2 separate regions of the Homo sapiens genome follow, and region 2 is linked to region 1. Evidence: read pairs that join two places in POLR2A ChIA-PET (ENCODE). Cell type or tissue: HepG2. All regions are shown on one strand. Each heading gives the region's core, and the rest is flanking DNA. Links, peaks and the distances in the headings are about the cores only. Region 1 holds the start of IFIT1 (interferon induced protein with tetratricopeptide repeats 1). Region 2 overlaps PANK1-AS1 (PANK1 antisense RNA 1).

The links. Peaks named below come from ENCODE experiments on the same cell type or tissue, not always from the same donor. Only the 100,000 strongest peaks of a DNase experiment are listed, where the experiment ranks them.
Region 2: POLR2A ChIA-PET joins it to region 1 with 13 read pairs; 4 of 35 experiments call an interaction of 5 or more read pairs at or near these places.

What each region holds. Positions count from the first base shown.
Region 1 is chr10:89,389,653-89,395,000 of GRCh38, forward strand. IFIT1 (interferon induced protein with tetratricopeptide repeats 1) reads left to right here and starts at 2,971. Exons shown (of 2, transcript NM_001548.5): 1 at 2,971-3,065. The coding sequence starts at 3,061. It also overlaps a transcript of LIPA not described here. RefSeq lists a silencer at 1,806-1,967 and enhancers at 2,520-2,569, 2,800-2,849, 3,651-3,700. In HepG2, for the core only: a CTCF peak has its summit at 2,373; a DNase peak (open chromatin) is centred at 2,909; H3K4me3 peaks cover 1,688 bases.
Region 2 is chr10:89,650,136-89,655,523 of GRCh38, forward strand. It overlaps PANK1-AS1 (PANK1 antisense RNA 1), which reads left to right. Exons shown (of 5, transcript NR_184344.1): 4 at 1-96; 5 at 418-2,026. Among named protein-coding and RNA genes, the nearest start is that of PANK1, 7.6 kb to the left of the region's middle. In HepG2, for the core only: no CTCF peak of the experiment used is centred there; a DNase peak (open chromatin) is centred at 3,356.

The sequences.
Region 1 (5,348 bases), core at 349-5,348:
GCAGAAATGGCTTAGCATTTGTCCATATTATCATATTATAATTTTTAAAAAATACACTCAGAATAACATTCTTTTTCCATATCATCCTGTGAATGAAGAAGAGACTAAGGAATTCATTACCCATTGTGTAGGTGAGGAAACAAGGCATTGAGTCGTAAAATACTGAATCTGGGCCTCACAGAACAGGAAGTGGGTCCAGGGATTGAGTCCCATATCTCTCAGTCAGAGAATTTCAGACATACAATAGACATTAGGGATAATTGAGGCCCTGGTTCCCGGCTCAGGGCGCAGGTCTACATCAAAATCACCTGAAGATTTCTTTCTTTTTTTTTTTTTTTTTTTTTTTGAGATGGAGTTTCACTCTTGTTGCCCAGGCTGGAGTGCAATGAAATGGCACGATCTCGGCTCACCACAACCTCCACCTCCCGGGTTCAAGCGATTCTCCTGCCTCAGCCTCCCGAGTAGCTGGGATTACAGGCATGTGCCACCACGCCCGGCTAATTATGTATTTTTAGTAGAGACGGGGTTTCTCCATGTTAGTCAGGCTGGTCTCGAACTCCCAACCTCAGGTGATCCGCCCGTCTTGTCCTCCCAAAATGCTGGGATTACAGGCGTGAGCCACTGTGCCCAGGCTGAAGATTTCTTTTTAATACTGAGCCAGAGGCCTGTACCTAAGTATATGTTCAATTGTTCTGGAATGGGCATAGTTAGCATTATTTTTGAGATTTACCTGGCTGATTCTAATGTGCAGTGAGGGTTGAGATCTGCCAACCTATTCCAAATGACTTCTCAGCTGAGGAAATTGAGATTCATAGAGGTGAAGCAGTTTATCATAACTGGTCAGTCCCTTGCAGAGCCCAGCTTAGACTCCTGGGAATGAACTCACAACCTAGTGCTGAAATTTCATTTTCTAAATGTTTGATCCTCTCTGGTTCCCATTTTCTTTTTTATCTGTAAACACACACACACACGCGCGCGATTGGCTTTTCTTTCCTTAATGCTGTTCTATCCTGTGTCCCTCATGGGTTTGTTTAGCCCAAAGAGACACTAAGCAAGATTCTGAATACCTAATCAGCCTGGGCCATAGCCCCGTAGAACCAAGACTGCTGCCAAATTCACAGCAATGGCAAGATAAACTTTTTGTTCATATCTCTGCATGCTATCTAGTGCATTGGCAAATTGAAAACCCATTTTTTCCCATAAGAATTCCAAAGACATCTTGCTCCCCAAAAGATGTTTTCTAATTCATCTGTTTCAGCATTTGCTTATGGCCTGATCATGTATCTGAGTGCAAGACAAAACCTGTCCTATTAATTCAGAAATTCTTATTTGTGTAGAACTTTCTAACTAGTTGTTGAACTCTCTGTGGAAGCTTACAGAATTGGTGAGAGCTGACATGGGAGATGAGTCTGGCAGGGAGTTGAGCAGAAACTGTTTAGATCTGGCAGTGTGCCCAGTTAAGTGTTTCCAAAAGGAAAATACTCTTGCACCTGCTCCTCTTCTGCTTCTTATGTTAAAAGACAAAGTAGGTAGGTTTTTTTAAAGGAAACATTGTTTTTATATATTGTTATGATTATTTGAGACAGGGGCTCACTCTGTTGCCCAGGCTGGAGTGCAGTGGTGTGACCATGGCTCACTGCAGCCTCTACCTCCTGGGCTCAAGTGAGCCTCCCACCTCAGCCTCCTGAGTAGCTGAGACCACAGACACACACCACCACACCCAGCTTTTTTTTTCAGTTTTTTTGTAGAGTTGGGGTCTCCCTATGTTGTCCAGGCTGGTCTACAATTCCTGGGCTCAAGTGATCCTCCCGCCTTGCCTTCCAAAATACTGGGACTTACAGGCCTGAGCCAATGCACCCGGACAACAATTTTTTATTTTTTATTTATTTATTTTTTTAGACGGAGTCTCGCTCTGTCACCAGACTGGAGTACAGTGGTGTGATCTCGGCTCACTGCAACCTCTGCCTCCCAGGTTCAAGCAATTCCCCTGCCTCAGCCTCTCGAGTAGGTGGGACTACAGGTGCACACCACCACACCCAGCTAATTTTTTGTATTTTAGTAGAGAGGGGGTTTCACCATGTTGGCCACGATGGTCTCCATCTCCTGACCTTGTCATCCGCCCACCTTGGCCTCCCAAAGTGCTGGGACTACAGGCATGAGCCACCGCACCCAGCCAAGAATCATTATTTTTAACTTGATGACTGAAAATAATAATAATAATAGTTACCACTTATTTGCATGCTTCTATGTGCCAGGTAGTTGCTAACTATTTAAACTCAAATTCCATGAACTGTAGTGGAGGTTGTACTGGAATTTGATTCAGAATGACAGTGTCCATGATGGAGCAATAGAGGGCTCTCTATTTCAAACCATACCTCCTTGCTTTTACCTCCTGCCTAAGTCATCAGGGGTTAGAAGGCTTTCTAGGTATTGGTCTCTTTCCTTCATTCCTAAACCAGATTGGTTGCTTATTTCCGTCAAGCTGAAACCAAAAGTAAGCAACCAAAAAGCAACCAGCAACCAAAAGCCTTGTTACTCAATTAATTAAGAGTAGATTTTTATATTTGATAGTAGGTTCCTTCTAAATATAGAAACTGAAAATAGAGCTATCTCCTTCAATTCTCCTTTTTCTGTGTATTCATCCAGAATCCAGCCACCAACTGCCACAATAGGCAGCAATGGACTGATGTTCTTTAGGGAGGACGTGAATCTCGTTCCAAATGCTGGCCAGTCATTGGGTTTCTGCAGCACTAGAAACATCTATGGTTGCAGGTCTGCAGTTTATCTGTTTTAAAATAGAAACAAAGTTTCATTCCCCACCCCCCCCCGTCAGCAGGAATTCCGCTAGCTTTAGTTTCACTTTCCCCTTTCGGTTTCCCTAGGTTTCCAACTTGCAAGGACACACCCACAGCTTACACCATTGGCTGCTGTTTAGCTCCCTTATATAACACTGTCTTGGGGTTTAAACGTAACTGAAAATCCACAAGACAGAATAGCCAGATCTCAGAGGAGCCTGGCTAAGCAAAACCCTGCAGAACGGCTGCCTAATTTACAGCAACCATGAGGTAAGGATTTCTTTGCTCCTCTGCCATAATGTCTAAAGTTTTTGAAAAAATGGTAATTAAATACTATTTCAACAGGTTAGATCTCAGTGAGGTCAGGTTTTCTAATTCCTCGATTTGAGTATCTGCTTATGGACTGAATGTGTGCATGCATGTGTGTGCACGTTCACACATACATAAATTGTTTAATGCATTTTTATGTTTGTTAGCATGAACTTGAGGAAGCTTACCTCATGCTATAGCCCAAAGAAGGGGAGGGAAATGGGAAAAGAGTTTTGCAGGAAGGGAGAAAATGATCCCAATCTGAGAGATTCTTTCCCATCAGATTCACTTCTGTCTGATATGGGGAAGGAATGGACAGCTTGTCTGAGTAGAGGCATTGCTTTCTGCAGGTTCTTTACCACAGAGAAAAAGCAGGACCCACAAGAATGTGAAAGCCTCAGTCTTGCAGCCTCTCTGATGTCTTGTGGGTAATACAGTGGAGATGTGGTAGGAAAAGCTCACAGCCTTCCTCCATAGGCTTCTGGTCTCACTTTCTGCACTGCTGGCCTCTTACAACAGGTTTTCGCAATCAGGCTGAGCTTAAGATAAACAGATTGCCTCCTCCCTGGAAAATCTAGGCTCTTGGTACGTCCTTGACTGAAGATGATCCACATCTGCTTGGGAAGATCCGTATCTTCCTTACCTAAAGGGCCTAATGTGGGAATTTCTCAGCTGATTTAAAAACCATTACTTAGGCCGGGCAAGGGGGCTCATGCTTGTAATCCCAGCACTTTGGGAGGCCAAGGTGAGCAGATCGCCTGAGGTCAGGAGTTGGAGCCCATCCTGGCCAACATGGTGAAACCCCATCTCTACTAAAAATACAAAAATTTGGGCATGGTGGCACATGCCTGTAGTCCCAGCTACTTGGGAGGCTGAGGCAGGAGAATCACTTGAACCTGGGAGGCGTAAGTTGCAGTGAGCTGAGATTGTACCACTGCACTCCAGCCTGGGCAACAGAGCGAGACTCCGTCTCAAAAACAAACAAACAAACAAAAAATCCATTACTTAATACTGATTTGTAAATTTTCCCCTCAGTGCTCCAGTTGGCAAAATTTTGAAGAGGTAAAAATTCCAGAAAATGCACATTACAGGCCTATGATGAACCCTCCTCTGTAAACAGATGGAGTTGGTACTGATAATTAAAATAATAATAATATTAAATGTTATAAAGGTAGTTATCACTTCTTGAATTCGTATTAAGTGACAGCCTGGCTTCTAAAAGTGTTATGTAAATTATTCCATTTAATTCTCAAAAGATACTTATAAGGCAGGTACTTACACAGTCATGCATCGTGTAACAATGGGGATACACTCTGAGAAATGCAGCTGTTAGGCAATTTCATCATTATGCAAACATCAAACCTAGACGGTATAGCCTACTACACACCTAGGCTATAAACCTGTGCAGCATGTTACTGTACTGAATACTGTAGGCAACTGCAATACAATGGCAAGTATTTGTTTATCTAAACATATTTAAACATAGAGTACAGCAAAATTGTGGCATTAAAATCTTATAGGACCACCACCAAATATGTGGTCCTTTGTGGACTAAAATATCATTATGCAGTGCATGGCTGTATGATCCTGATTTTACAATAAGGAATCTTAGATTTAGAAATGTTAAGATCACACAGACAATAAGTGGTAGCTTTGAGATATGGATCAGGATCTCTACATTCAATGATATTTCATTAAACCTTTAAATCAATGTTTCCCAAAGGGTGTCAGTGGGGGCTCATGTGATTATTTCAGATGGCAAACTCATTTGCTTTTATGTTTTCCTGCTTTTATGTTTATGTCAATATGTACTACAGGAAAATATATATATATATATATATATATATATATATATATATATATATATATATAAAACTTGAATTTTATTCAGGTTAGCAATGTGATTTTTTATTGTGATAAAATACATGTAAAATAAAATTTATCATTTTAATTACTTTAAAGTATACAATTTAGTAGTATTTAGTATATTCATGATACTACTGTGCAATCATCATCACTATCTAGTTCAAGAACATTTTTCTCGCTATGTGGAGAAACTGCATAGCCATTAAGCAGTCACTCCCTACTTGCCTCTTTCCCCAGGCCCCAGCAACTGTTAATCTGCTTTCTGTCTCTATGGATTTGCCTATTGTGGGTATTTCATATAAATGGAAACACATACTATGTGGTTATATTGAATTTTTATAATTTTATATTTCCTAAGCATCCCTTTTTGAATATTAA
Region 2 (5,388 bases), core at 319-5,318, 260 kb after region 1:
TCATTGTGGGAGGATCCTCAGCAGCAGCCTCAGAAAGGAGATTGGGGAAGGAGATCCCTAGTCAGGGAGACCAAGAAGACTACTGGAAAAAAACAGGTAAGAAGTGATAAGGGACTGAGTGAAGGACACAGCAGTTGGAATAAGAGCACTGGGTGGATTCAAGAATTATTTTAGAATCTATAGGACTTGGTCAATGGGAGGGTAAGGGAGAGGTGTGGCTGGGCTGATTTCTATGTTTCCAGGTCGTGCAGCTGGGGATGTGGTTTCAACATGCAGATCTAAGCATATCCCCATTCCATCCTGAGCTGCATCACTCCCAGGCTGGGTTGGGTGCCTCTCTGGTGTAAGCCATATCACTCTTTGCCTATCTCAGTCTAATACTACACTTAACACGTTTCATTGCAATTTTTTTGGCAGGGGAATCCTCAAGGACCTGCAAACAAGAAACCAAATCCCCCCACTCCCCCCAGCCAAAATGTGTTCATTTTGACCAGCTGTGTGTGTGTTTTAAATTAAAAGTTTGAATTAGAAAGCAAGTAGGATAAATTTATATACTTAGATGTATAAATTTAAATACCTGGCCCCTGAAGCACTTCTGATAGGTCTCAGCTACCCAAACAAGAAGAACGGAATCTTTGAATCCCCAGGACTCAACGCAGTACTGGACACAAAATGGGAGCTGAAAAAGTGTGTGTGGAGTCAGTGAAGGATGCAATTTCCCCTCATTGTAGAGATGAAGAAGCTGAGGCTGCAGAGTAGAATAGGAGCAGACAGTGGGGATTGTCTTCAAAGTAGGTTCCTAGTTCCTGGCTCAGAGGTCCCAGTTTTTGTTGACCATGGACAGTAAAACTCCCTGGGGAAGCGGGCCCAGTCTCAGGAGAGCAGTTTTGATTGGTCTAAGTTTGTGATTGACTTAGGAACTGTCTGGCCAATGAAATATGAGGGAAAGCCTGGGGGATTCTGGGAAAGGTTTTGTAAACCAAAAAGTATTTGAGACATGTCTCAATTTTAGAGGATTATTTTGCCAAGGTTAAGGACCATTGCCCATACAGCCTCAGGAGGCCCTGAGAACATATACCCAAGGTGGTTGGGGTACAGCTTCATTTTATACATTTTAGGGAGTCAGAAGTTACAGGCAAAGACATAAATCAATACATGCAAGGTATACATTGGTTTGGCCCAGAGAGGTGGAACATCTAGAAGCAGGAGCTTCCAGGTCATAAGTGGATTCAAAGATTTCCTGATTGGCAGTTTGTTGACAGAGTTAAGCTCCGCCCCAAGAGTTGATGTCAGCTTAAATTAAGGTAAGGGGGTGCTTTGTGGAAACCAACGTTCTTATCATGTATATGAAGCCTCCAGGCTTCAGCGAGAATAGATGTGAATGTCTTTTATTGGACCTTAAAAATTGTCAGACTTTCTGGAAAAGACCTAATAAGGGAATCTTTACAGAACATAATTTTTTCACCCACAAGTGACAGCTTGGCAGGGCCGTTTCAAAATATGTAAAGAAATATAATTTGAGGTAAAATAATTTGATTTCCTTCAGGGCCCACTGGCTGTCACGTGATGTTATACCAGAGTCAGATTGGAATCTGTTGTCTTACTGCTACCAAGATTTTGTCTTGACAGTCTTAAGATTCCTGTTTTAATGTCAGTTCTGGTCAGTTGTGTCTAAACTCAAAAGGAAGGAGGGTATAATGAGGCATGTTTCACCCCCTCTTTCCCATCATGGCCTGAACTAGTTTTTCAGGTGTTTTTTTGAATCCCTTTGGCCAAGGGGGATCCATTCAGTCAGCTGAGGGGCTTAGAATTTTATTTTTGGTTTATAGTTTCCTCTTGATTAAAGAAGGAAGTCTGCAATGTGGGTTTGTAACCTAGTTTTTAATAACTTTACATCAGACTTGTAATTTATTGTTACTTTCTGAAGACACACTGATAAAACCTCTCTACCATGACGTCATTGCATGTTTTCACGGTAGAAATTCTAATTATTTGCTAAAGTGAAAATAAAGTCAAACATGCCTAAGTCTTTATCTGCTTAACCACATTAGCTATGGTGTGATCATGGAAAAAGGGCACACATCAAGACATAGTTTTAAAAGAATTATTAGAATGTTGACTACCAGAATAATATTGACCCAGGATGAACTTCTTTTTTTATTTTTTCATTTCTGCTTTTTTGTTATTGGTGTTTATAACTTCCTCAGAGATTCACCATGGGGTTACCTCATACAAGAGACTACCTTCAGGTACAGATTTTCATCACCATACTTTCTGTAGGTGCCCCTGGCAGTCAGAGGTTACCACAAACAAAAAGTACTTTGGTGAGTAGTGTTATAGTGAGATTCTGATAACTCATTCATCAGAGCCTCTCACTTAAGTACGAAGATAAGTACCAGAGTTACAATCTTGAGCAAAAGCAAAGTCCCTGTCTTCATCTGTGTTACAGAAAAGACAGGCCTTAAGCACACACTCACCAAAAAAGCAAAGACATTAGTGCATACTTCAAAATGCATAAAATATAAGACCCCCTAGTGCCATGAGAGTACATACCAGGCTGACCTGGCCTAAATATAAGTTTCATCAGAGGAAGTGGTATTTAAACTGAGTTCTGAATATTGAATAGAAGTTAATTAAGGTTGGAGTAGATGTAGAAGAGGTATTCACAGTGTATCTCATATCATAAATATGGTAGGTAATTCATAAATACTTGTTGATTGAAAGAATGAATTGAACCTATCCCCCCAGTAGGGCAAATCAAGTGTAAGGAAAATTATTCACTGGAACAAACCATTGGAGAAAGTTTAGGCCAGTTTGTCTAATCATCAGTCTTTCACAATAATTTGTTACAGACCAGAGGCTCCCCATGTAATAAAAATTAACATGGAGCCAAGCAGATTCCTCAGACAAGGCTTTTATCTGGTGTTTGTGCTTGAGTGCAAGGGAGACAGCAGAGGCACAAGGACCTTCTGGTGACTCTCTGAAAAAGAGCTGGTAGGGATTTTTTATGAGACAAAGTGCTGGAATTGACAATAGGGGTAAGATATGCAGGCTGGGCTGGACAAAGCATGTGAGGGGTAGGGTATGTAGCATAGCGCGTTGCTATGTTTTTCTTGAGTAATGGGCCAACTGGTTATCTGGGAGCAGCAAAGAGGGTTTAAATCAGATTTTCGGCATTCCTTCCCAGGTAGGACACTCTGCAACCTTGGTTTGATTTTGGATCCCCCAAAGCCAGTTTCTGAAATTCTGTAAGTAAAAGACATGGTTAAACATTATGAGAGCAAAGAAGAATGGCTGTGTTCTTTGTGTGACTAAAGCCTTGGAGTTAGCAGGTATAGCATCAGTGAGGTAGTGGTGTGGGTTTTGTGGTCAGTGGGAATGTATGAAAGAATGCTCTACTGGGGGCAAGCTGAAGCCAAGCCCAGTTCTTGCGCTTTCTCAAATTGACCACATGAGAGTAATCCCTTTCTCTTTACGATTCTTTCTCTCTCGTGATGGAGTACTTTCTTCAAACACATACCCAAGATACTCTTGTTGTCTATTTTTTTTTTTCGTTTTATTTTGGTCAACAAAGAGGGGAAAATATAGCATCAGCAGCTGCCACTACCAGTAATAACTGTGTGTGCAGGAGTGAAACGCACCCCACGTGAATAAACTTCCTGTTAGGCACTAATATTTTTTGAGCACCTACTAATTATGATATGGAGGGGGATGGTGCATGGCTGCCTAGAAATTTGATAGGCTGTAATCAGAATGACCCCAAGTATTGGACATAATTTCAAGAATGGAGCTGAGTTTAGCAAAATTATAACAGTCATATTATCTAACATGTATTAAATCCTCATGTGCCATATACTGTCCTAAGCACACTATAAATATCATTTTTTTAAAATAAGTATCACAATAGCCATGTGAATTGGGTACTATTATTATCCTCATATTCCAGATTAGGGAACTGGAGCTTATAGAGGCTCATTAGCTTATCCAAGTTCACACAGTGGATAATAGTGTCACTGACATTTGAACACAGGTCTGGATGGCTCCAGAACTTACTGTGGTATAAAACAAAATATATTTGGTCTTTGTCCCAATTCCTGTCAGAGATCCTGAAACACTCAAAATTTCCCGGAGTGTGGGGAAAAAAAGGAGTGTTTTGTTATTCATAATGGCCTCTTTTTATCATACCTGACTTTATGCTAATAAGTTGACTTGTGGTGGGCCCCCTGTGATAGACTCAGGATAGGGCCAGACATCAGAAAAATCAAGTGATTAGGGAATTAGAGGGTTGGAAATTTCAGCCTCACCCACCAACCTCCAGGAAAGGGGTGGGGGCTAGAGATTAAGCTCTCTAGAACTCTTGAATAATGCAATTTAATGAACTCCCAGGTTGCTGAACACATAAAGGTGCTGGGAGGGTAGTCGCCCATCCATGCCTTGCTCTATGTATGTATTAGTTCATTCTTGCATTGCTATAAGGAAACACTTGAGACTGGGTAATTTATAAAGGAAAGAGTTTTAATTGGTTCATGGTTCTGCAGGCTTTACAGGAAGCATGGTGCTGGCATCTGCTCGGCATCTGGGGAGGCCTGAGGAAGCTTTCAATCATGGCAGAAGGTGAAGGGGGCTCAGGCACATCATGGCAACAGCAGGAGCAAGCAGGAGAGAGAGAATTGGGAGGGAGGTGCTACAAACTTTTAAATGACCAGATCTCACGAGAACTCACTGTCATGAAGACAGCACTAAACCATGAGGGATCCGCCCCCAGGATACAAACACCTCCCATCAGGCCCCATCTCCAGCACTGGGGATTACAATTCAAGATGAGATTTGGGCAGGGACAAATATCCTAACTGTATCAAGATATCCCTTCATCAGGTTGTTCATCTGTATCCTTTGTAATATCCTTTGTAATCAACTGGTAAATGTAAGTAAAGTATTTCTCTAAGTTCCGTGAGCTCTCCTAGCAAATTACTGAACCCAAGGTGAGGAGTCATGGGAACCTTAATATATAGCTGGTGATATGGTTTGGCTTTGTGTCCTCACCCAAATCTCATGTCAAATTGTAATCCCCAGTGTTGGTGGAGGGGCCTGGTGAGAGGTGGTTGGATCATGGGGTCAGTTTCTAATGGTTTAGGATCATCCCCCTAGTGCTGCTTGTTTAAAAGTATGTAGCACCTCCCCTGCAACCTGCCAGCCATGTGAAGCTATGCCTGCTTCCCCTTCACTTTTTGCCATGGTTGTAAATTTCCTGAGGCCTCCCTAGAAGCAGAAGCCTCAGAACCATGAGCTGATTAAGCCTCTTTTTAAAATAAATTACTCAGTCTCCAGTATGTCTTTATAGCAATGTGAGAATGAACTAATACAGAAAATTGGTACCAGAGAAGAGGG